Linked DNA regions of Homo sapiens: all the other regions are linked to region 1. A link is an interaction called in ENCODE POLR2A ChIA-PET data of the cell type or tissue named here. Cell type or tissue: OCI-LY7. All regions are shown on one strand. Region 1 has its middle 15 kb from the start of MIR492. Region 2 has its middle 91 kb from the start of TMCC3. Region 3 has its middle 72 kb from the start of TMCC3.

Evidence for each region. Peaks named below come from ENCODE experiments on the same cell type or tissue, not always from the same donor. Only the 100,000 strongest peaks of a DNase experiment are listed, where the experiment ranks them.
Region 2: POLR2A ChIA-PET joins it to region 1 with 18 read pairs; 4 of 35 experiments call an interaction of 5 or more read pairs at or near these places.
Region 3: POLR2A ChIA-PET joins it to region 1 with 10 read pairs; 2 of 35 experiments call an interaction of 5 or more read pairs at or near these places.

What each region holds. Positions count from the first base shown.
Region 1 is chr12:94,814,902-94,822,901 of GRCh38, forward strand. No RefSeq gene overlaps it. Among named protein-coding and RNA genes, the nearest start is that of MIR492, 15 kb to the right of the region's middle. RefSeq lists enhancers at 910-1,549, 1,070-1,159, 3,140-3,659. In OCI-LY7, a CTCF peak has its summit at 3,569 (motif pointing right); DNase peaks (open chromatin) are centred at 1,230, 2,060, 3,270 and 3,590; H3K4me3 peaks cover 3,300 bases; H3K27ac peaks cover 5,310 bases.
Region 2 is chr12:94,737,965-94,745,964 of GRCh38, forward strand. No RefSeq gene overlaps it. Among named protein-coding and RNA genes, the nearest start is that of TMCC3, 91 kb to the left of the region's middle. In OCI-LY7, no CTCF peak of the experiment used is centred here; no DNase peak of the experiment used is centred here.
Region 3 is chr12:94,718,364-94,726,363 of GRCh38, forward strand. No RefSeq gene overlaps it. Among named protein-coding and RNA genes, the nearest start is that of TMCC3, 72 kb to the left of the region's middle. In OCI-LY7, CTCF peaks have their summits at 2,665 and 7,646; DNase peaks (open chromatin) are centred at 3,038 and 7,638; H3K4me3 peaks cover 1,916 bases; H3K27ac peaks cover 2,789 bases.

The DNA of each region.
Region 1 (8,000 bases):
TAATAATGCAGTTAGTTCTGAAAGCTTTTTTCTAAACCAGAATTGGAACATCTGTGTCTTTCTGTCCTTGCTGTTGACACAGGATCTACCACAGGACCAACTCCCATGATGTTATCTGGAAAGCCAAAATGTCTAGCCATATGAGATTTATTCATTTATGTATTCATTTGTCCAACAAATATTGAGTGTCTTTTATGTGCCAAGCACTGGGATATGGGAATATACAAAACAGATAAAAATCCAGGGGACAGTAGTGCAGACTTCACAGGGCTGTGGTGAAATTTAACTGAGTTAAGGAGATGAAAAGTACTTAGAATAACATCTGGCACATATGAAACATTCAATAAACATTTTTCAAAAACAAAACCTCCCAACATTGCTTTTGGCCAATTATTTCATCTAGAGAGTATCGCTAAACTGTGAAATCACACAATCCGTTAGACAAATGAATATTTAATCATTACAGCACACCAAATAGCAACTTGGATTTCGGGGGCATGGCACTTTCAGATTACAGTAAGGGCCGAGGTTGGCTGCTAGAGTTGGCTTCTCTAAGAAAGAGCTCAGAACCCTGCCTACTGACTTAAAATGAGTCTTGGTGCAGAATTTCCCAGAGACATTGGCTCCTATCCCCTCCCTCCCCCCTGCTTTCCTTTAAAGTTGATTCAAGCAAGGAAGCATGGGCTTTATGGCCAGGGCCTAATATGAGTAAACACAGGCCTCCAGGGCCCTGGCCCCTGCTCACCATGATCAATAACCTAGTCCTGGCCAGGTGAGGTGACTCACGCCTATTATTACAGCACTTTGAGAGGCTGAGGCAAGCAGATCACTTGAGGTCAAGAGTTTGAGACCAACCTGGCCAACATGGTGAAACCCTGTCTCTATTAAAAATACAAAAATTATCCAGGTGAGGTGGTGCACACCTGTAATCCCAGCTACTCGGGAGGCAGAGACATGAGAATCACTTGAACCCAGGAGGTGAAAGTTGCAGTGAGCCGAGATCACGTCACTGCACTCCAGCTTGGGCAACAGAGCGAGACTCTGTCTCAAAAAGAAAACAAACAAACAAACAAACAAGAATAACCCAGTCCTCAGTGTCAAATGAGTTCCATCACAGCCAAGCACACTGCCAGCCTTTCTCTTTCCCTCACGAGAGAACTCTCCTGCGCTCAGCTTTCCTCTCTTCATTTGCATTACAAAAAGCACACCTGACCCTGTTGAAAAGGGCATTTAAGGAGATCATCAAAGGGGCCTGTGGTGCTCCTTTCACAGCACATGATCTCTCTCCCTGATAAGCCCTCTCCCCAGCCTTAAGAAACCCACATTCGGGAGCAACATTACGCTACCAGCTGCAGCTGAGGGCTCTGGGTGAAATCGAGCCAGGGCTGGGGAACAACTCAAAAGTCATCTGAGAGGTGTGACACCTCCCTGGCGTCCAGACCCACGGCAGGCAGCCTACAGACTTTTTCTCTTTGACTTTTTAAAGTAAGATTTATGAAACCACTTTTCCTATCACGGCATAAGAAATGATAACTGCTTGAAGGATTATACCTCTTTGCCATTTGATGACATCTCTGTAAGTACAGGGAACTATGGGCTCTGTCATCTTTGCATCCCTAAAATCAAATTCAGAAACTGGCCCCCAAAAAGGCTGTTGAATAAATACATAAGTAAATTCCATTTTTATACTATCTACTGATGTCTAAAAATTCCAAATTAGAAGTTAAAAATCCTATGATAGATATCTAAAGGAGAACAAAGTAATCCAAAATTAATTATATATTACATGCTACCTAGGATTTTATGAAACTGAGCTCAATCTCAAAATTAAAGAACTGTACTATAGGCTGGGAGCAGTGGCTCACGCCTATAACCCCAGCACTTTGGGAGGCCAAGGCAGGCAAATCACTTGAGGCCAGGAGTTCAAGACCAGCCTGGCCAACATAGTGAAAACCCATCTCTGCTAAAAATACAAAGATTAGCCGGGTGTGGTGGCTGGGGCCTGGAACCCCACCTACTTAGGAGGCTGAGGCACAAGAATTGCTTGAACCTGGGAGGCGGGCCATGAGCCTAGATCGCACCACTGCACTCCAGCTTGGATCACAGAGCGAGACTGTCTCAAAAAAAAAAAAAAAAAAAAAAAAAAAAGAAAGAACTTACTGTAAAATCTGCTTTGCTTTGTTACTCACTCTTATGAATACAGAGCCAATCACTGGTTCTAGCCTCACTATTATGCTATATTAAGGGAGGAGACCACCCCTCATATTGTCTTACACCCAATTTCTGCCTCCAAATAAAGAAGTAAAAACTAAAAGGCAGAAATGAAATCCACAGGCAGACAGCCCAGCGCTGAGCCCTGGGCCTGGTAGTTAAAGATCGACCCCTAACCTAAGCGGTTATGTCATCTATAGATTCCAGACATTATATGGAAAAGCATTGTGAAAATCCCTGTCCTGTTCCGTTCTGATTACCAGTGCATGCAGCCCCCAGTCACGTACTCCCAGCTTGCTCAATCGATCACGATCCTCTCACGCGGACCCCCTTAGAGTTGTAAGCCCTTAAAAGGGACAGGAATTGCTCACTTGGGGAGCTCAGTTGTTGGAGACGTGAGTCTTGCCGACGCTCCCAGCCGAATAAAGCCCTTCCTTAACTCGGTGTCTGAGGGGTTTTGTCTGCAGCTCGTCCTGCTACAATATTACTGTATATATGTAAAATATGCTATATTACTATATTTTCTCATTTATAAAGTGGGAGTAAAAATAACAGCTACCTCATTGCATTTTTGTGAGGATTAAATTAGTTAACACATGTATAATAGTTATGGGACATAGTGACCACTTAAGAAATGTTAGCTAGTATTATTGTTGTTGTTACCAGGCACTGTTCTGGCTAACATTCTATTAGACCAAGTTAAATATTAGTTCATTTAGTTAATCTGCCCAGAAAAGTATTAATAGAAGCAAGTTGCCCATATAACCTGTCCCCTTGACAACAAAATTTGCCTTCTGAAAGCCATTAATGGATTCTCAAGGTACAAGAATTGCCTATGAATTGTTTACTTTTTAGAATATGATTTCCCCTTGAGGCAGAATATATATTTAACAGGTCCTAAATGTATACCAGAAAGAACTGAATCGCCAGCTTCACTAACAGGTTTCTCTAAAAAGAAAATCAGACAGCAATTTTACCTTCTGTTCAGGCCAGATGATGTTCCTAATCCTGCAAGGTCTGGGGTACTTTCATCTGATAAGAGCCCATGAGCTTCTGAGAGCTTCAAATGACTACTACTTAGGTTAAAAATAAGCACCGAGAAACAAAAACTGAGAAACAAAAGCAGAAGTATTTCTAAAATTGCTCTCTTCGCACTGTCTCGCTGCGGGTACTTTCCTGTCTCTCAGATCACTGACCTTCAGTCCAGCAATTTCCAGTGTCCTGCAGGCTGCTGATCCCAAGATGCTCAGCCACACAAAGGTGTTGCGGCCAAGTAAGGTTGGGGAACCCATACTATACTCCCTTTTGCCACAATACCTTTTTAACCAGACTCCTTTTGTGATAGTAGGTAGCTAGTTAGACCTGAGCAGGGCAGAAGAGGGCTCCCCTGCCCCACTCCAGGAGTGTCAGGCAACCACTGAGGTCAGGCAGTTGTTAACTGTCTCTCTAAAATAATAATTGGGCCGGGCACGGTGGCTCACACCTGTAATCCCAGCACTTTGGGAGGCTGAGGCAGGCGGATCTCTTGAGGTCTGGAGTTTGAGACCAGCTTGGCCAACACAGTGAAACCCCATCTCTAATAAAAATACAAAAATTGGCAGGGCATGGTTGCGGGCACCTGTAATCCCAGCTTCCCCGGGAGCCTGAGGCAGGAGAATCGCTTGAACCTGGGAGGCGGAGGTTGCAGTGAGCCGAGATCGCACCACTGCACTCCAGCCTAGGCTACAGAGCGAGAATCTAAATAAAAGAATAAAATAAAATAAAATAATAATTGGTCACAGCCAGCACCAGAGAAAGGCAGTCTCCCAATAGATAGAAACACCTGAAGCTGGGAATCAGCAGTTTCCTGATAAGATCTCAGGAGTTGGGCCAGTGGGCTCAAGCAAAAAAGAGGCAAAATGGCAAAGTTTAACTGGTATATGACCTTCTAGGAACATTCAACTGGTAAGAGAAGAATGCCTCGAGTGAGCATGCGTACAACTCCAGTAAACATACCGTGCATGCATCACTCCTAAGTGCTGGCAGCCACTGCGGATGCGGAGAGCCCACCCAAGGGAAGAATCAGGAGACAAGGGACACAAGCTCCTGGAAATATGACAACATATAAAATCCCAAGTCAATGGGGAATCCATGCACTTGATCTCTCCAGTCACCCCCTTGGCCCTCTTCCAAGTTCACTTCCTTTCATTCCTGCTGTAAAGCTTTTGAATAAACTTTCATTCCTCTAAAACTTGCCTTGGTCTCTGTGTCAAATATTTTCTTCTGAAGAGGGAAGAATTGAGGTTGCTGCAGACCTGTATGGACTCACCACTGCTAACACCTTTTTCAAGGAATATCTACTAGAATCTAGGTGTTGGAAATGCTGAAATAGTCTAAACTAACCAATTATTTCCACCTTAAAATGACTGTAGGCTCATTCACCTGGCCTGGCAAAGTCAGCACTTACTTAAAAGCAGATGGGAGAGAATGTTGACCCTATACATACCCACAGTCCCTGATCAACATACATTTTCATGAAGAGGTATATCTTGGATCAAGTCAAAAAGAAACTATCCCCGGATCCATCTGAGGTGTGTCCCATACTCAGGGAACACACCAAAAAATTCAGGAATGGCTCACAGGGAAGCATGATTTCAGAAGATCGGGAGCATAAGAAAAAGGAAGATGATGACACTATAAGAGAAATCCTATCAACAAAAGGAATATAATTCTCCTCCTGTTTTTTTTAAGTCAAGGAGAAGAATGCTGGTGCATTACAATCTAATTGGAACATGTCCAAAGTGATGGGAGAAATCCACTGACACCAGATTAAAGGAGTCCTGAGCAGAGAGGAAGCTGGATGGTGGCAGGGTCCTCGAAAAACTATCTCCAAAGACTCCAATCTCTAGAGCATTATCTTAGTTCTATGACTGGAAATTTTTTCCAGAATCCTCAATATCTATCTGTAATGTAAGGCTCCTTTTTGCTAGCACCAGAAGCTTACATAAAATTAGGCACTTGGGGAAGCATCTTGACCCCCTCATCAGGCCACCCAACCATAACTGCCCCAATGGCCAACAGGTGGGGATTATGGGAACTATAATTCAAGATAAGATTTGGGTGGGGACACAGTCGAACCATATCAATGGAGGAATACATGGATATACATGCAGAAATCTGGGTGGCTTTAATTCCTTCCATGAGGTCTTACAATCCTACCATCACTATAAACTAGCCAAAATTAAAATATATCTGGGCAGACAGGAGACCCAGATGGGTAGGAACTAAATATACAAACATTTCTCTCAGTAGAGAGAAAAACCAAGAAAAGGGAAGAAATAAGATTCAAAATGATCCCAAGAGGCACATCCTGGGGAAAACCCAACAAGATAAATATAGTAAGTCCTCAAAAGATGCTAGTTACTAGTATTATCATTAATGTTAAATAGTAATATTAACTGTAAATCCCTGCATTTATATTGAAGATAGCAATTACATAAGAAAAGATATTAGAGAACTGGCTTAGCCAAAATCCACAGGAGAAAATAAAATTTGCGTTTTGGCTAATCACAAGCCCAACACGTGTCAGCACTGCAATGTAGCTGATAAGTAACTAACACCACTGGGCAGCCCTCACCCAGAGCAAAGGAGCTAACAGGCTCACAAAACTCTCCCAGCCAGGCCATATCTGATGTGTAGGTTTGATTTAGGCACAAAAGATATAGACAATCGGAATTGCATCTAGCAAGAAGTGACTATCACAGCTGTAAGTCTGGAATCCAAATTAAACACAAAATAGTTGATAGAACAGGTGGCAACCATGGAAGTGATGGTTTAAGGTACTCTTCGATATTTGAAGAGCTGCCAATAAAGAATGGCACTAGTTGTTTTGTGTCACCAACGGGTGAAATTTACAGGGGAGGCTAAGTTAGGCTCCATACATAAAATGATTTTCCAATACTTAAAATTATCCAAGAATTGATCCCACGGGCTTGAAAAGTTTTAAGCTTTCTTTTTGAAAGTGCCTGGGAGCCAGAAGATTATCAACCAACAAGAGCAATCTAAGGATTCCTCTGGTGGGTGAAGGGATGCACTCTGAAGTTTCAAGGCCCCTTTCAGCATCAAGAATCTGCAATTCTATGGTTCTGACTATAGCTGAGCTTCATCAGATTAGTAGACAGAGCCCAGTGCTACCCTCTCCTCCCACTCATTTTTGCATGGTGAATGGTAAATATTCTTGGGGCGAGGCGCAGTGGCTCACGCCTGTAATCCCAGCACTTTGGGAGGCCGAGGCAGGCGAATCACAAGGTCAGGAGATCGAAACCATCCTGGCCAACATGGTGAAACCTTGTCTCTAAAAAAAAATACAAAAATTAGCTGGGTGTGGTGGCATGTGCCTGTAATCCCAGCTACTTGGGAGGCTGAGGCAGGAGAATTGCTTGAACCAGGGAGTCGGAGGTTGCAGTGAGCTGAGATCGCACCACTGCACTCCAGCCTGGCGACAGAGCAAGACTCCATCTCAAAATAAATAAATAAATAAATTCTTGGTAGACTCTGGAAAAAATGATCAAATAATACTTGTGTCTCCAATATTAACTAATTTGTGTTAAATACCCTTTTATTCTACTTAAACTCTTGTATTTCTTATCTGCAAAAGGACCTAAATGAGAAGATAAAGGTAAATTAACTCTGAAAACCTTTAAAGCAATGTAAGGGATATTTTTATAATTATTGATGTTTATCAATAAGTAGAGAAGCACTCAACTAATTTTTTAAAAAAGAAAAATTTGCATATAAAGCAGTCATTTTTCTTATCTGACTTCAATTGTAAATTGCTGAGGAAGGTCTAATTTCACCTTCTATCTCAAGATTTGGTAGCCAAAGTTACCAAAGGCCTGCATAGTTACCAAAGGCCTGAACACACAATTCCAGGAAGGTGCCCAACACAGTGTATTAGCAAGAGAACTTGGAGGCTGGGCTTTGCCTTCTGTCCTCAAACAGGAATAAATGTAGATCCAGGGAGAATGAAAGAGTAAAAATTGGGACATCTAAACTAAGAATAAACCAAAGAGACAGGAATATTTGGGTGCTAAGAGGCAAAGGCCAAACACAAACTATAAAAGAAAAAATTGATTAACTGGACTTCAGAATTAAAAGCTCTCTTCAAAAGTCACCATTAAGAAAATTAATTAATTACTCTACATATTTACCAGTGAAAGAAAAGGAAAATGAAATGCAAGCCACAGATGGGTGAAAATATTTATAAATGATATCTGATAAGGCACTTATATCCAGAATATATAAAGAACTCTCACAACTCAATAATAAGACAAGGAACTCAATTTAAAAATAGGCCAGGCCGGGTGTGGTGGCTCACGCCTGTAATCCCTGAACTTTGAGAGGCCAAGGCAGGCAGATCACCTGAGGTCAGGAGTTCAAGACCAGCCTGATCAACATAGTGAAACTCCGTTTCTACTAAAAATACACAAATTAGCCAAGCATGGTAGAGCATGCCTGTAATCCCAGCTACTTGGGAGTCTGGGGCAGGAGAATCGCTTGAACCTAGGAGGCAGAGGTTGCAGTGAGCCAAGACTGTGCCACTGCACTCCCACCTAGGTGACAGAGCAAGACTTCACCTTAAAAATAAATAAATAAATAAATAAAAATAAAAATAGGCCAAAAATTGAATGGACATTTCACCAAAGAAAATATATAAACAGCTGAGTGGGTTCCAAGATGGCCGAATAGGAACAGCTCCAGTCTACAGCTCTCAGCGTAAGTGACCCAGAAGACAGATGATTTCTGCACTT
Region 2 (8,000 bases), 77 kb before region 1:
GAGTAGCTGGAACTATAGGTGCATGCTACAGTGCCCGGCTAATTTTTTATAGTTTTTATAGAGATGAGGTCTTGCTATGTTGCCCAGGCTGGTCTTGAAATCCTGGGCTCAGTCAATCCACCCGCCTTGGCCTCCCAAAGTGGGATTACAGGCATGATCTACCACACCCAGCCTGTTTAAGTACTTTTGCTAACTGGATAATTTTTAAAAATCATTATTTAAGACTTTGGCAACCTCAAATTTTCATGCTGTGGTACAAAACTACACTTTTTGCTCACTTTCATCTTTGAATACCTTATGAAAGTTTGCTGCTAAACAGAGCAAAGCACTGGTGATTGGTCCATAGAAGAGTATCTCACCAGGCAGCCAGCATGGATGAAAAATTATGGTAACTTACACTGAAGTAATAATGATTACCTGCTGCATTAGGTACAAGGTTTACAGGACAAAGTAATATTTTAATTTAATAGCAGTGGTTACTTATATGATATCTTGAGTAAATTTAATAAATAGGAATCCATTATATCCAAATTACCATTTCAACATGTAAGTATTAGAAAAATTACTAATGAGATAGTTTCCATTTCTTTGAAGGCTTTCAAAGCCTTCAGAATTCAGTGTGTGTTTTATACTTATAAAACATCTTATTTCAAGAGCTAAATTTTTACTAGACATACTTGAGATACATTAGATTTCATAAAACTTATATTTATAAGAGTAGTTTCACATACCTAAATTGTTTGAAACATATTTAAAAGTTTCCGCAGCTCAACCATCAATAAATCATTTTTCTCTTACATTTGCATCTACTTTGACAATTCTTTATCTTAGCAAAAGCATATCAACTTGAAAACTATCTCTGTCCAAGTGTATTTAAATAGCATTTTAATTTAAAATTATTAACATCAAATTCAAATTTGAGTTGAAAAGCAACTCCCTAAATTTATCAATATAAAGAAGTGTTTCTTTTTTTTTTTTTTTGAGATGGAGTCTCACTCTGTCACCCAGGCTGGAGTGCAGTGGCGCTATCTCGGCTCACTGCAACCGCCACCTCCCGGGTTCACGCTATTCCCCCGCCTCAGCCTCCCGAATAGCTGGGATTTCAGGCGCCCACCAACGTGGCCCACTACTTTTTGTATTTTTAGTAGAGACGGGGTTTCACCGTGTTAGACAGGATGGTCTCAAACTCTTGACCTCGTGATCCACCCACCTCAGCCTCCCAAAGTGCTGGGATTATAGGCATGAGCCACCGCGCCCGGCCCTTTTTTTAACTTTTATTTTAGGTTCAGGGGTACATGTGCAGGTTTGTTATATAGGTATATAGTGTGTCACGGGGGTTTGGTGTATAGATTATTTCATCACCCAGGTAATAAGCATAGTACCTGACAGGTAGTTTTCCAACCCTCTCTCTCTTCCCACCCGCCACCCTCAAGTAGACCCGGCATCTTCTGTTCCCTTCTTTGTGTCCACATGTACTCAGTGTTTAGCTCCTACTTGTGAGTGAGAATATGCAGTGTTTGGTTTTCTGTTCCTGTGTTAGTTTGCTTAGAATAATGGCCTCCAGCCCCATCCATGTTGCTGCAAAGGACATGATCTCATTCTTTGTTACGGCCGTGTAGTATTCCATGGTGTATATGCACATTTTCTTTATCCAGTCTACCATTGCTTGGCATTTAGGCTGATTCCATGTCTTTGCTACAGCAGCTTTTTAAACAGATACCATAGTGATAAGTATATTGCCCCTGAATATAATGATCTCTTATTTTCCCTTTATAATTTGAGAAGTGGTCTATACATTTTTACTCTTATATTAAGGCTTCATTTGTAAGTAATAAAGCCTAATTTTTTAAAAAAGAAAAGAAAGCATGAAAAGGAATCTTAAGAGAGCAGAGCACATTCAGAAACTGCTAATGGGCCACAAAGGCTGTAGAGAAAGCAAGAGATGAAGACGGGCAGGTGGGCAATGGAGATTTTTGTATATCGCACATCAAAGTGTGACTTTCATCCCAGTAGCAATGAGGAGCCACTGAAGGATTTTAAACAAGGGACTGACATAACCAGATTCTTTATATAGGAAGATTAAATGGGCTGCACTATGGGAAAGCAAATTGCAAGGTGGCACAGGAGTCTAGTACAAGACAGTAAGGCCTGAATTAAGGCCACAGCAGTGGATGGATTTCAGAGGTGTTTAGGAGGTAATGGGGAAAGGGTCTGGTGACAGACTGGATTTCTCAGGTAAAGAATGAGAAGCAGTGAAAGTGACTCCCAGATGTGACAGGGGGTGGCTGGTGATGCTGTCCACAGAGGCAGGGAATGCAGGAGGCTCAGGTGAATGGGAGTGTCAGGAAGGGGTGAGAGACACAAGGCACATTCAGTTTTTGGCACTTGGGACATCTCATGGAGATGATCACCAGATAACAGAATCTATGGGTCAGGCACTCTGATCTAAGCAGTAACTATAATTTGAATGCAAATAGCAATTGAAGTCATGGGACTTCATGAGATCATCTAAAGAAAATGAAAAAACGGGTAGATGCATAAGTGAAACTATAGAAAATACTAATACCAGGGATGAATTAAGGCGCAGCATCCACAGAGAAAAAACTGGAGCCAGGCATGGTGACACATGCCCATGGTTCCCGCTACTTGGGAGGCTGAGGCAGGAGGATCTCTTCAGTCCAAGAGCTCAAGGCTACAGTGATCACACCTGTGAATAACCACTGCACTCCAGCCTGGGCAGCACAGCCAGACCCTGCTTCTAAAAAGAAAAGAAAAGAGGGGAGAGAGAAAAGAAAAGAAAAGGAAGGAAGGAAGGAAGGACAGAAGGAAGGAAGAAAAGAAAGAAAGAAAGAAAAAAAGAAAGAAAGAGAGAGAAAGAGAGAAAGAAAGGAGAGAGAGAAAGAGAGAAAAGAAAGGAGAGAGAGAGAGAAAGAAAGAAAAGAAAGAGAGAGAAAGAAAGAAAAAAAAGAAAAGAGAAAAACAGAGACAGAGAGAGAGAAAATGAAGAAATGGCCAGAGAGGCAGGAAGAAAACCACAGGGGAGGTGGAGTGGGGAGCAGGGTGGGAAGGCCAGGGAAGAGGGCTATAAGGGCTGAGTAGTCTGCAGTGCTCAATGCTACAGAACTCAGCTCACGCTGACTTAAGGGATTCTCTTCCCCAAGGCACATGGGCTTTGCCCCCCACCGTGTGTACATGTGATCCTGCTTCCCTAGCCACAGTTAATTGGTCAAGGGGTGATCAATGACCCAAGTAGCATCGAAACCTTCCCTGGGCTGAGCTCTTGAAAGGTAAAAGTGGGCCAGACCTGGAATTTGTGGAATGTCACCTGCTTCTGCCACGTGGATTGGAAGCAGACAGAGAAAGGGGAAAGATGAGCAGGGACAGCCAGGAACAATCTTGGTCCAGGGAAGACACCCTGTATTCTGATAAATGACTCTTTTATGCTGCAGCTGGTTCCTGTTGGTTTTTCTTACTTGGAACTATAAAAGTCCCAAAATTCATCCAACAAGAGAGACAGAAATATAAAGAGCTGGATTACCTGACAGAATGAAACATGTGCTGAATGGGGACCTAAGAGGGGGCTGTGGGAGCTCAGGAGCAGGGGAGAGTCATTCCAGCTGGGCGGAGGGAATGCCTCCAGAAGGGAGGCAGCACTTCAGCTGGCACTTTAAGGATGAGGGGGTTTTTAATGGGGAAAGAAAGGAAAGGGTGGATTCTAGCCAAAGGAAGAGCACCAGCAAAGGCAGAGATGAGAGTAAATGGAGCATTAGGGAAATGGAGGCAGCGGCTGTGCCTCTGACAGTTTCCTGGTCTGGTTAACTCCAATATGCCTTTCAGGACCCTAGGAAGCCTTCCTGCCCTCCCACAGAATCTGGCCACCCCATCACAGCCTCTCCCACACTGTATCAAAATGCCCCGTTGACTGGTCTGCATCCCACACCAGACCTGAGGCACTGCATCTATTGATCTTTGTATGTCCTGTGCCTGACCCAAGGCAGGGCTCAATACAGACTTGATCATCTCAAACATCTCCATTCAACCAGTGCATTCAGAGGAGGGAAAGCCATAGGAGACTGAGGGTTTGGCATCCTATTCTAAGGACCAGGAGTGGCAGGAAGGATGCTATTCGGGGTTAGCTTGTGAAGACTTGCAGGTATGGGAACATTAAGACGACTAACATTTTTTTTTTTTTTTTTTTTTGAGACGGAGTCCCGCTCTTCAGCCCAGGCCGGATTGCAGTGGCGCAATCTCGGCTCACTGCAAGCTCCGCCTCCCAGGTTCACGCCATTCTCCTGCCTCAGCCTCCCGAGTAGCTGGGACTACAGGTGCCCGCCACCGCGCCCGGCTAATTTTTTGTATTTTTAGTAGAGACGGGGTTTCACCGTGTTAGCCAAGATGGTCTCGATCTCCTGACCTTGTGATCCGCCCGCCTCGGCCTCCCAAAGTGCTGGGATTACAGGCGTGAGCCACCGCGCCCAGCCGACGACTAACATTTTTTAAAAATTATAGTAAAATATACACCACAATTTAAACCATTTTTTAAAAGGGATGGGTCTCCCTATGTTGCCTTGAACTCCCAGGCATAAGCGATTCTCTTGCCCTAGCCTCCAGAGTAGCTGGGACTATAGGTGCACGCCACCACATCCAGCTTATGTGAACCTTTTTCTTTTTCTTTTTCTTTTTTTTTTTTTTTGAGACGGAGTCTCACTCTATTGCCCAGGCTGGCGTGCAACAGTGCGATTTCGGCTCACTCAACCTCTGCTGCCCGGGTTCAAGCGATTCTCCTGCCCCGAGTAGCTAGGATTACAGGCGCCTGCCACCGCGCCCAGCTCATTTTTGTATTTTTAGTAGAGATGGGGTTTCACCATCTTAGCCAGGCTGGTCTTGAACTCGTGACCTCGTGATCCACCCACCTCGGCCTCTCAAAGTGTTGGGATTACAGGCGTGAGCCTCCGCGCCCAGCCCATGTGCACCATTTTTAAGTGTACAGTTCAGTGGTATTACACTGATACACAGCCATCATCCCAAACTGAAATTCTGTACCCATTAAACAACAACTTGAAACAACAACTCTCTAGCCCATCTCCTCAGGCCCTGCAATCACCAGTCTACTTTTTGTCTCTGTGAATTTTATTCCTCTCAGGTACCTTATATAAGTGATATCACACAGTATCTGCCCTTTCAAAAACAATTTACATTTAAATGTGTTTTCAACTGTAAACATTTACCAAGTATTGTCACTTCCTCCCCTGTGAGGCAGGCAGGGCAGAAACTATTGGTCTGGGTTTGGAGGCCCAGGGAGCTGAGGTTCAGGAAGGTTCAGAGATCTGTCCAAGCCTGTGGCACATAAGATACCCGGCCTATCTGACACCCACACACTCCTCAGAGGCTGGTACAGAATCTGAATGAATCTGGATAGGCGGAGGGCCATGACCACAACTCTCAGCCCACACCAGGTAACCTTCCTGTACCCACAGGCATGGTTTGAACACGTCACTGCAGATTGGCAATCAGAACAGGAAATAATCAATGCAGTAGGGTGAAGCTAAAGGAAAAGGATTCAACCTAAGGACATTCAGCCAGAGGCCAGGATGTATCTATCTACAGTTGGGTGCAGAGATGGCTAGAAAGAAGACCTTAGTTTTTAATTACTCTTTATCTATGGCCATGACTAAATGTTTGGCTAATCAGGGAGACGACTCAGGGAGGTCAAAGTCATTGCCAGCATGAATTATTAATCTGCACACTTGTTTGGAGTCCACTGGAATAGGCAGCATAGTCAAGTCACAGTGGAAGGTGCTACATGATTAATCTTCTTCCTGCCTGAGGCCCCCAGCTCTTGAGTGGGCATTCTTCATACTGAACATCAGGGGAAAGATCTTGTTTTCCACACTCAGGTCAAAAGGTTTGCTCACTTTTTTTTTCCTGCATAATAATGGTTGATACTAATGACCTATTTGCAAACTGCCAAGAGACAGTAGGGTTTCTTCACGTTTGTTTGTTTTCTGGAATCAGAAATGGTTCAAACTGTGCATTACCTTCTAAATCAATGTACTGCAGAAAGCTCTTAGTGAACCTGAAGAAAACGAGTGATATGCATTTTGTTCTCATCAATACTTACTAAAATAATTTATTAGGTGTTTAAATTGTTAGATGAGACAGAGTTATCAGACTGGAATAAAACTTAGTTTTCCTCTGCTATCCTGCTTAGGAGAAAAGAGGGGCTCAAATGAGGATTGGGCTAGCTATAGAAATAAAGCTATCCTTTCTTTGCACTAAGTGTAACGTGAATACATTTTCTGCCCTGTTACAGGATTAATAATTACTGAGTGCCTACTACATACTGGGTCCTTTCATACATATCCTCATTTCATCATCAAAATAACCCCATGTAGGAAACACTATTATTTTCCCATTTTTAGATTAGGAAACTTAGGCATAGACAGGTTAAGGTTGAGCAGCATTCCCAAGGTTCCACAGGTAGCAAGTGTCTGAATCCTTACAGGAACTTACAGACTAAAAGAGCACAGAACCCATAAAAAGGAGACACTTACAATGCAGTGTACTAAATGCAAGGACAGAAATGAGTGCACGGAGTTGGGGACATAAAGAGAGGCTAAATTTCACCTGGGAAAGCTTTCTGGAGAAGATTATGTACATGACTTATTTTTTGAAAGGTATTATTAATATACAACAAAATGCACAGATGTTAAGTATTCAGTTTCATAAGTTTCAACAACTGCATATGTTTGTGTAGCCACCATCAAAAACAAGGTTTAAAACACTTCCATCACCCCCAGAAAGTTCCAGCATATCCCTTTCCTATCAATCCCTCCCCCTTCTCCGATTTCTGAATTCTTTCATTACAGATTAGTTTTGTGTGTTCTTGGACTTCATAAAAACAGAATCTTCTGATGTACACTTTTGTCCCGGCTTCTTTTGCTCAGTTGAGTCTTAAACAACGAACAACCCTTTAGCTGAGCAAAGGGCCGGTGTAAAGCAGATGCAGGGAGGTGAGAGGTGGCCTGGAGCCGGGGTATTGGGCGGGAGGTAATGGGGGTGGGAAGGAAGACAAGGGGAGGGACTGAGGACCCCGAGTTTTAATCTAAGAGGGCTTGGATTTTATTCCATGGGCAAAGGGGAGCTAATGAAGGCTTAAAGCAGCTACAGATGCACCATTTTGCACTTATAATATCTCAAACTCAGTAGTCTTAGGACAAGGTTATTAGTGATCCCCATTTTTTTGGAGTCATTTTATTTTTATTATTATTAAACAACAACATTGTCATGTTTTCTTGAATATTGACAATTTGAAATTTAACTTGTTCATGAAAATAAATCTGGAAAAACCTCAAAGAGGCTAATTTCCGGCCACAATTTAAAAAAACAAACAGAGCCCCAATTGAACTTTAGCTTTAAATTCATTTTAACTTTATCCCCAAGACTCCCAGTTTTGTCCTCCTAGATGCACCGAGACTACACAACATCCTTCGTTAATGGTGGAAAATAAACAGCTTCACAGGAAACAAGACTTCATCACACAAAAATTTATAGACTTGTTCATGATCCCCACTTTTAAGTAAAATTTCCTAGCTGGTAAGTCAGGATTCAAACCCAGACTGACTCCAAATATCCTGCTTTTTCCACCCAGAGAAAGCTTTGAAAATAAGGAGAGAAAAGCCAACATAAGCTATGAATTGCTGCCTGAGAAAGGCAATGAGGAGACTGCAGAGGATGAAAAGTTACTCAGTGCATATGGCAATGGAGCTGAACGGGGCTGACCCGCAGGGAGGGCAGAAGGCAGGAATCCTGGCAAATCCAGGGTGAGCAGGAGCCAGGCAGTTCCTGGCACTCCTGCTTCTCTTCTTTAAGGCGCTGCTAATGACTCCACTGGACATGAGCATGATGGCGTTGGCTCACTCAGGTGGAACAAACTTAAAGAGATAACTTATTTTCCTGGATTCTCTTAGCAAGCAACTTCAAACCTGTTTGTATGCCGC
Region 3 (8,000 bases), 97 kb before region 1:
AAAATACACTCCTAAATTAGGCTTTCAAGTTTATTTACATTCTAAGTTAGGTTAGCTTGTTAAGTAGGGACTCATGGTATGGAGGCAGTCTCAGGCCAAATTTAGTTTAACATTTGTTTTGTTTTACAGTTGTTTGAATCAAGATTCAAATAAGGACCATATATAATGATTGGTTAATATGTCCTTTAAGTCTTTCAATCTATAGGTTCTCCTTCTATCTTACTGGGTTTTTTAAAAAATAATTACATTTAGAATTTTATGTATCTATTAATTTGAAATTGATCACTAATAGGTTTTCTGTTTTGTTTTGTTTTTGAGATGGAGTCTCGCTCCGTGGCGTGATCTCAGCTCGCTGCAACCTCTGCCTCCCAGGTTCAAGCGATTCTCCTGCCTCAGCCTCCCAATTAGCTGGGACTACAGGCATGCACCACCACACCCAGCTAATTTTTGTATTTTTAGTAGAGATGGGGTTTCACCATGTTGGCCAGGATGGTCTCAATCTCTTGACCTTGTGATTGGCCCGCCTCAGCCTCCCAAAATGCTGGGATTACAGGTGTGAGCCACCGTACCTGGCTCTGTTTTTTGTTTTTTGTTTTTTTAATGAGGAAGGAAAGAAAAATTAAATAGCTGAGAGTACAGCACTGAGTTCCTTCATTGATGAAAAAATAAAAAAGCAACCCATGGTAAGAGATACAGCAGTCATTACAGGATATTCCTCTGTCTCCCAAAAGGCAACTGGACAAGAGTCCATCAATATATAAAACTTGCTTAAGAGGTAACTTTATGAAGCTAGTGAACTATCAGTAGCACAGTGAGACCAATGGCAGTGTAAAATGTCATCAGAAATGTCATCACAAATCCATCTGAGGGAACAGACAAATCAGCTTAACTGTCGGTGTGTCTTGGTTCTGCCCTAGTTAAGAATGGAAATGGGGGTTATTAGGAAGACAGAAGGGAGAAATCATATTGGGGAAGCAACGGATAAATGTTCACTGTCATCACTGTTTATATTTGTTGTGCTGTGATGCTCTTGTTAAATATGGGAGGTGGTTTCAGTGCTGAAATTAACTTCCAATTGGTAGAAGTTGGGGAGAGAAGGTTTCCAATTGTCAAAGTACAGGATGATGCCTTACACTTGGTACGTACTACACACATTTGTTGAAAGGAACATAAAATAGCTTAAATTTTTAAGGCAGATAGCCAATGATGCTTCCCAAACTACAAGACCAAGAAAAGTAAATTTACGGACTCTCCATGTCACCCCACCTGCATTGAAAAAGAGTCCGTATTTACATACATGCTTGAATCTCTTAGTTGGTTATGCAAACAAGCAGCATTCATTGATCAAATATTTGTCATCGTGTCTTTCCTTGTAATGGAAATCAAAGAATCATATCATTAAAAAAGTCAAATTCATAGAAGTAGAAAGTAGAATGGTGGTTACCAGAGGCTGGGGGTGGGGACGGGGAGAGGGATGGGGAAAGGAAAGACGCTGAACAAAAGGTACAAAGTTTCAGACCATGCACAATGGCTCACACCTGAAATCCCAGCACTTTGGGAGGCTAAGATGGGAGGATTACTTGAGGCCAGGCGTTTGAGACCAGCCTGGGCAACATAGCGAGATCCAGTCTCTATAAAAAAAACATTTTAAAAAATTAGCCAGGCATAGTGGCATGCACCTGTAGTCTTAGTTACTCAGGAAGGGGAAGTGGGAAGATGGCTGGAGCCCAGGAGTTCAAGGCTGCAGTGAGATATGATTGTACCACTGCATTCCAGCCTAGGCAACAGAGTGAGACTTTGTCCCAACATTTTTTTTTTTTTTTTAGTTAGACTACAGAAATAAGCTTTAGTGATCTATTGCACAGAATTTTGACTATAATTAATAATAACATAATACGTATTTCAAACTTGCTAAAATAGATTTTAGGGCCGGGTGCAGTGGCTCACACTCGTAATCCCAGGACCTTGAGCAGCCAAGGTGGGAGGGTAACTTCAGGCCTGGAGTTGGAAACCAGCCTGGGCAAGATGGTGAGACCTCCATCTCTACAAAATAATACAAAAATAAGCTGGGCATGGTGGTGTGCGCCTGTAGTCCCAGCTACTTAGGAGGCTTAGTGTGAGGATCTCTTGAGCCCAGGAGTTCAAGGCTGCAGTGAGCTATGATCATGCCACTACATTCCAGCCTGGATGACAGAGCAAGACACTGTCTCTCTTTTATTTATTTATTTTTAAAGTAGATTTTAAATGTTCTTACCACAAAAAGAAGATAAGTATGTCAGGTGATGGCTATGTTAATTAGCTTGATCTAATTGTTACACAACTTAAACATATATCAAAACATTTCATCATACCCTTTACATATATACAATTATCGTCAATTAAAAAGCTTTTAAAATAATTTTAATAATTCTAGTTTCTTTCTCTTTTTTGGCATATCCCTTTAAAAAATAAAATCCAGCTGGGCGCGGTAGCTCATGCCTGTAATCCCAGCACTTTGGGAGGCCAAGGCGGGCAGATCAGGAGGTCAGGAGATCTAGACCATCCTGGCTAACACGGTGAAACCCTGTCTCTACTAAAAATACAAAAAATCAGCCGGGCGTGGTGGCGGGCGCCTGTAGTCCCAGCTACTCAGGAGGCTGACGACGGAGAATGTCGTGAACCTAGGAGGCAGAGCTTGCAGTGAGCCGAGATGGCGCCACTGCACTCCAGCCTGGGCGACAGAGCAAGACTCGATCTCAAAAATAAATAAATAAAATCCTACAACATATTACACATTTAAATCAAATAAGAGTTGAGTTGGGCCTGTTAGAATAAGACTGGAGGACTTGAAACCCTCCCACTAATCTAGTCCTACTTACCACATAATACTAGTAACTCCTACAATATCAGCTTGAATATCTCTAGTGACAGGGAGTTTACTACCTCACAGGACATAATCTTATTCTAGTTTCAGTTCCTGATACTAAAGCAATTTCCTACTATTGACCAAAAGTCTGATTTCCTGTAATGTCTACTCAGTGGACCAAAACCCTCTTCTACAAGTGAATATTTCAAGTATCTTAAGACAGCTGTCATCCCGCTCAGCTCTGCAGTCTGCAGCTCACCACCCCCAGTTCTTCAACTGTTACTCACCAGACATGGTCACTGCTCCTTATCATCCTGCTCCCCTTTCACTGGGTATGTTTTGGGAGTTTTAAATATGCCCTTGACCCAGGGGAGTATGCTAACCGCTCAGTGTCTGTCGAATTTATTTCTCAACTGGCTTTTATCAACGCACACATTTTCTGTCTTTGTCAGTCAACCCTGTTTCTAATTTTCAGCCCTAAGCCTGAGAGAATGCCCATCAAAACTCATCTCTTGACTTCTTGCTGTACTTCCTGAACTTGGATTATCTTCTCCTCTTCGTATACCGTAGGCTCCCCAGACTCATCATTCATAGCAAATGCCCTGCGCTCCAGCAGACAATGTGATGCCTTTCTTGATGCTGCTACTTTTCCCAGCTCAATCCAAAGGCCCAGAAAAAAGTTCTCCTCTTGTCTGTATTCTTCCTAAAACAGAATACAACACCCCAGATGTGCCTCGGTCACCTCAGAGTTCAGTGTGACTGTTCTTTCCTCTCTCCATAGAGTGCTTCTCTTCAAGTAGATGGGTCATATTAGTGAATGTGTCTGGGGGGGTTTTAGCAGCTGCCCCTCCCTGTTCGCTCATCTCAAGCTCACAGCTGGCCATCAGTCTCCACTGGCCACAGCTACTCCTAGCTGTCTCCAATGAGGTGGCCCCCCTGCAGATTTAGTTGGGCCCTGAACCAATGACAACCAGGATTGATAATAGAGTAAGACAATGGCTGTCAATGCTAGCTGCACAGTTAAAATCATCTGGAAAGCTTTAAAAACTATGAATGGCTGAGTCCAACCACAGAGATTCAGGGTCAATTGTTCTGAGTATCCTTTAAAAAAATCAGAATTTTAAAAAATGCTCCCAAAGTGATTTTAATACACAGGATTCAGAGTCACTTCTGCAACCGGAAATGCCTCCTAACAGGTAAATATGTTCTAGAATTCATCTGTGTCTGTAAAATAGAGCCCAAAGTGCCTGGTAGAACTTCTATTCCACAATTCAAGGAGCTGTCCTAACCATCTAATAAACCATATTTAATTTTCCCAACAATTCCCCATTGAATCAAGGCAAAAACCCAGCCTCAGAAATGTCCAGTAACCAGTGCAAGGCACACTGGAAGGAAGGGGTGAATACAGAGTACTCTGGCAGGCTCCAAAGGTAGTGTCCTTAACCCTGATACACATTCCCCAATGTAGCCCATTCCTTGGCCTTGCTGGAGTGCTCACCCTTTCTTCCCAGAGTCCTGGGACTCGGGCTTTCCTCAGTTTCCAGGGGGGATTAGAGTTCAACTTTGAACCTCTACCTAGTTCCTACCAGCCCTTCTCTGTTGCTCCTGATATGTTCATCATTTTGAAGGAACTCTGTCGACATAGCCTGGATGCTTCAAAATCCAGTCACTAGGTCAGTCAGTCCCTTGGGTGCAATTCCTTCTAGCCACTGACCCAGCACTCTGTGAGGCCAAAGTGGATCTCTTTATTCCTTTCCCTTCTCCCCCGATCATGCCCTCCCCACTCAATCTATCCTTTTCTTCCAGATTCTGCCCATAGTCAGTCCTGGTTTACTCCCAGTTGTTTGCATGCTATGTGGCAAGGCCCAGCCAATTACAGCACCAATTAAATCCCTCTGATTTCTTCTTTCCAAATGAAGTGCCATAAAGCTGCTTCTATTTCATCGTGTACATTTATGATCACTCTTTGAAACCTAAATGTATGACTTCACAATTTTTGCTTTTTTATTTAGCTTTATTAGTTTGTGCCTATTATGTCAGCACTTCCATAGAATCTGAAATTGTCATTTATCATAATGAGGTATCTTTCTGAGATGTTTATATCAGCTGCATTTTCTGTTTTTTCTTTTGAGACAGGGTCTCACTCTGTCGCCCAGGCTGGAGTGCAGTGGCACAATCACGGCTCACTGCAGCAACTCGTTTGACTTCCTGGGCTCAGGTGATCCTCCCACTTTAGCCTCCTAGGTAGCTAGGACTACAGGCACATGCCACAATGCTAGGTTAATATTTTTGTATTTTTAGTAGAGACAGCATTTCACCATGTTGCCCAGGCTGGTCTCGAATTCCTGGGCTCAAGTGATCCACCCACCTTAGTCTCCCAAAGTGCTGGGATTACAGATGTGAGCCATCACGCCCAGCCCAGCTGCAAATTTTTTGATAAAGTCTTCTTTGTTTTTATCCAAGTTACTAATAACATGGCTCTTTATTACAGGCATTACTTTAGTTTGGTCTAAAACCAACAGAATCAACATTTTCTGGCAAAAATCATCCACTTGACTGTCTCCAAATAAGTATACAATCTTATTTTCAATATTTTAATGAGGAGTTTTGTGACTGCTTTGCTGAAACTGAGATTCACTATCTAGATATTGTTCCCTGAGCCTGGTTACCATAATGAGTGTTGTTAGCGAACCCTTATGGGTTCCTGGTGATCTCTTTATTCTTCTCCAATTGCTGACAAATATTTGAGGATCTATTATAAACTTGTCAGGGTTTACATGAAATGTCAAAGACCATTTGTGAAAAAGTGGAACAACACCCTGCATTTTCCTATTTTTTAGGATCGCTCCTATTCTCTATAACCTTTCCAAATTTACTAATAGGGCCAGGCGTGGTGGCTCATGCCTGTAACTCCAGCACTCTTTAAGGCAGAGGTGGGAGGCTGGCGTGAGGCCAGGAGTTTGAGACCCGCCTGAGCAACATGGCGAGGCCTCGTCTTTAAAATAAAATAAAATTAAAAAAAAAAAAAAAAAGAGTACTAACAGTTGCTTTGAGGTCAGTTCCTTTACATGTGGGATGTAATCAGCTGGGTTTTCTTCACATCTTTCCACCTATCCAGTGTTTCAGTGTCCTTTTAATTCATTTGTCTTTTTAATTGAAAACTTTGCTGAGATAATTAAAGATTTGCATGGAGTTGTAAAACATAATACAGTGATCCCTTGTACATTGTACTGTTTCCCTCAACTGTTTTTGCAAAACTATAGTATAATATTGCAACCATAAAATTGACATTTGATATAATTCCCCCCATCTTACTCAGATTTCCTGTTTCACCTGGATTTTTGTATGTGAACCTCTATACAATTTTATCACTCATGTATAATTGCGAATCCAGTTAAGATATTCAACGGTTCTAACTCTGCAAAGATTCCCTGTGTTGCCTATTCATGACTCTTTTAAACACTGCTTGCTTTACTCTCTTTGGTTTTTAGATCAATTTCCATGAAGGAAAAAGGAGATGCAAAATAAGAGTTGAGAGGCTGTGCCTTCACTGCGCTACTTGTTAACATTATCACTTTCTATTCCTTTTCAGCATGGTTTCTTAATCTGCATAAGAATTTCTTTTTAAATATTATTGTTATTTTTTCCTAGAATTTTAAAAATGCTTTCATGTCCTTAGGTTTTCTTTATCTGATGTCCATTTTCATAATTTCTTTGAAATGTAGCTTGGTAAGTGGGTAGAGTGGTTTGCCTGTTTTTCTACTTTGTAGTAGAATGAAATAAATAACAGCACCCATTTGGGACACAAATTAATTGACATTGTTTCCTACATAGTTTCCAATTATAAATATGTATGAAATACCTTTTATTTGGGTATTAAACTATAATGAGCATTTGTAGCTATTTAATGCACTAAAATATCGTTTCTGGGCCAGGCATGGTGGCTCACACCTGTAATCCCAGCACTTCGGGAGTCCAAGGCAGGAGGATCCCCTGAGGCCAGGAGTTCAAGGTTACAGTGAGGCTACTATTGCACCACTGCACTCCGGCCTGGGCAACAGGGTGAGGCCCCGTCTCTACTATATATAAAATTTCCCTCAGTAATCTCTTTGAGGAATAAGATCATATTTTATACCTCTTTTGTATCTACAGTGGCCGCTGTGCTTGCCTTTTCAACATATATGCCCCAAATGATTAGTTTTAAGCCAAAGATTGGCCCTTGCTTTATAAAGTGGCAGACAGTACATATTTTAGGCTTCGTGGGCCAAACAGTCTCTGTCACATTACTCAACTCTGCCACTGCAATGCAAAAGACAATATGTAAATGAGTGGGCGTGGGATATGCCGATAAAACTTTATTTATAAAAACAGGCAGCTAACTGTAGTTTGCCTACCCCTGATCTAAGCCAACAGTGGCAACTTCCTCAGCCAGTGACTGGTTTACAAATGCACATATGATCCAATCTGGTGAAAGGGATGTGAGAAAAGTCTGATGGGGGCTTCTGGGAGAGACGATTTCACATGTAAGACACACAAGGAAGAGACAACCCTTTTTTCCCCCTTGGATGTTACCAAATCTGAATGTGATAGCCAGGATTGCTAGAGCCATCTTGTTCCTGATCTAAAGATGAGGCCATCAAACATAAGGGGGTTAGGCCACGAGAATCACAGAGGAGAGCAGCAGCTTGGCATACTGGGCCTGGAGACAGCCCCACTTCTTAGGGAAGACAATAAACTTCCTTATTGCTTAAGCCAATGCGTTGGCCCAAAAGCATCCTAATTACTGTAGCACCCCCTCTGGCGTTCAGCAAAGTACTTCACAGAGAATAGATGTTCAGCAAACAACAGTTTGCTGGTCTGGCTAACAATCTGAACCATGAATTTATGCAAATCAGAATTCCTTCCGCTGTAAATAAACTAGTTCCTCTTATAATCCTCTTTTTTTCTTAAAAAAAAAAAGGATTAAAAAATAGAAAAACACCAATGAGAGGAATAATATAGTAAACCTATATTATTTAAGATGAATAGAAAAGTGATAAGTTTTCATGTTTTCTGAAAATAAATGTGTTTTAACTTATTTATCCGTTCCCTGCAGTTTTCCTCCTCTTACTTTAAGCCTCTCTCTCCGTGGTTGGCCCTTGGAAGGCCTGCCATA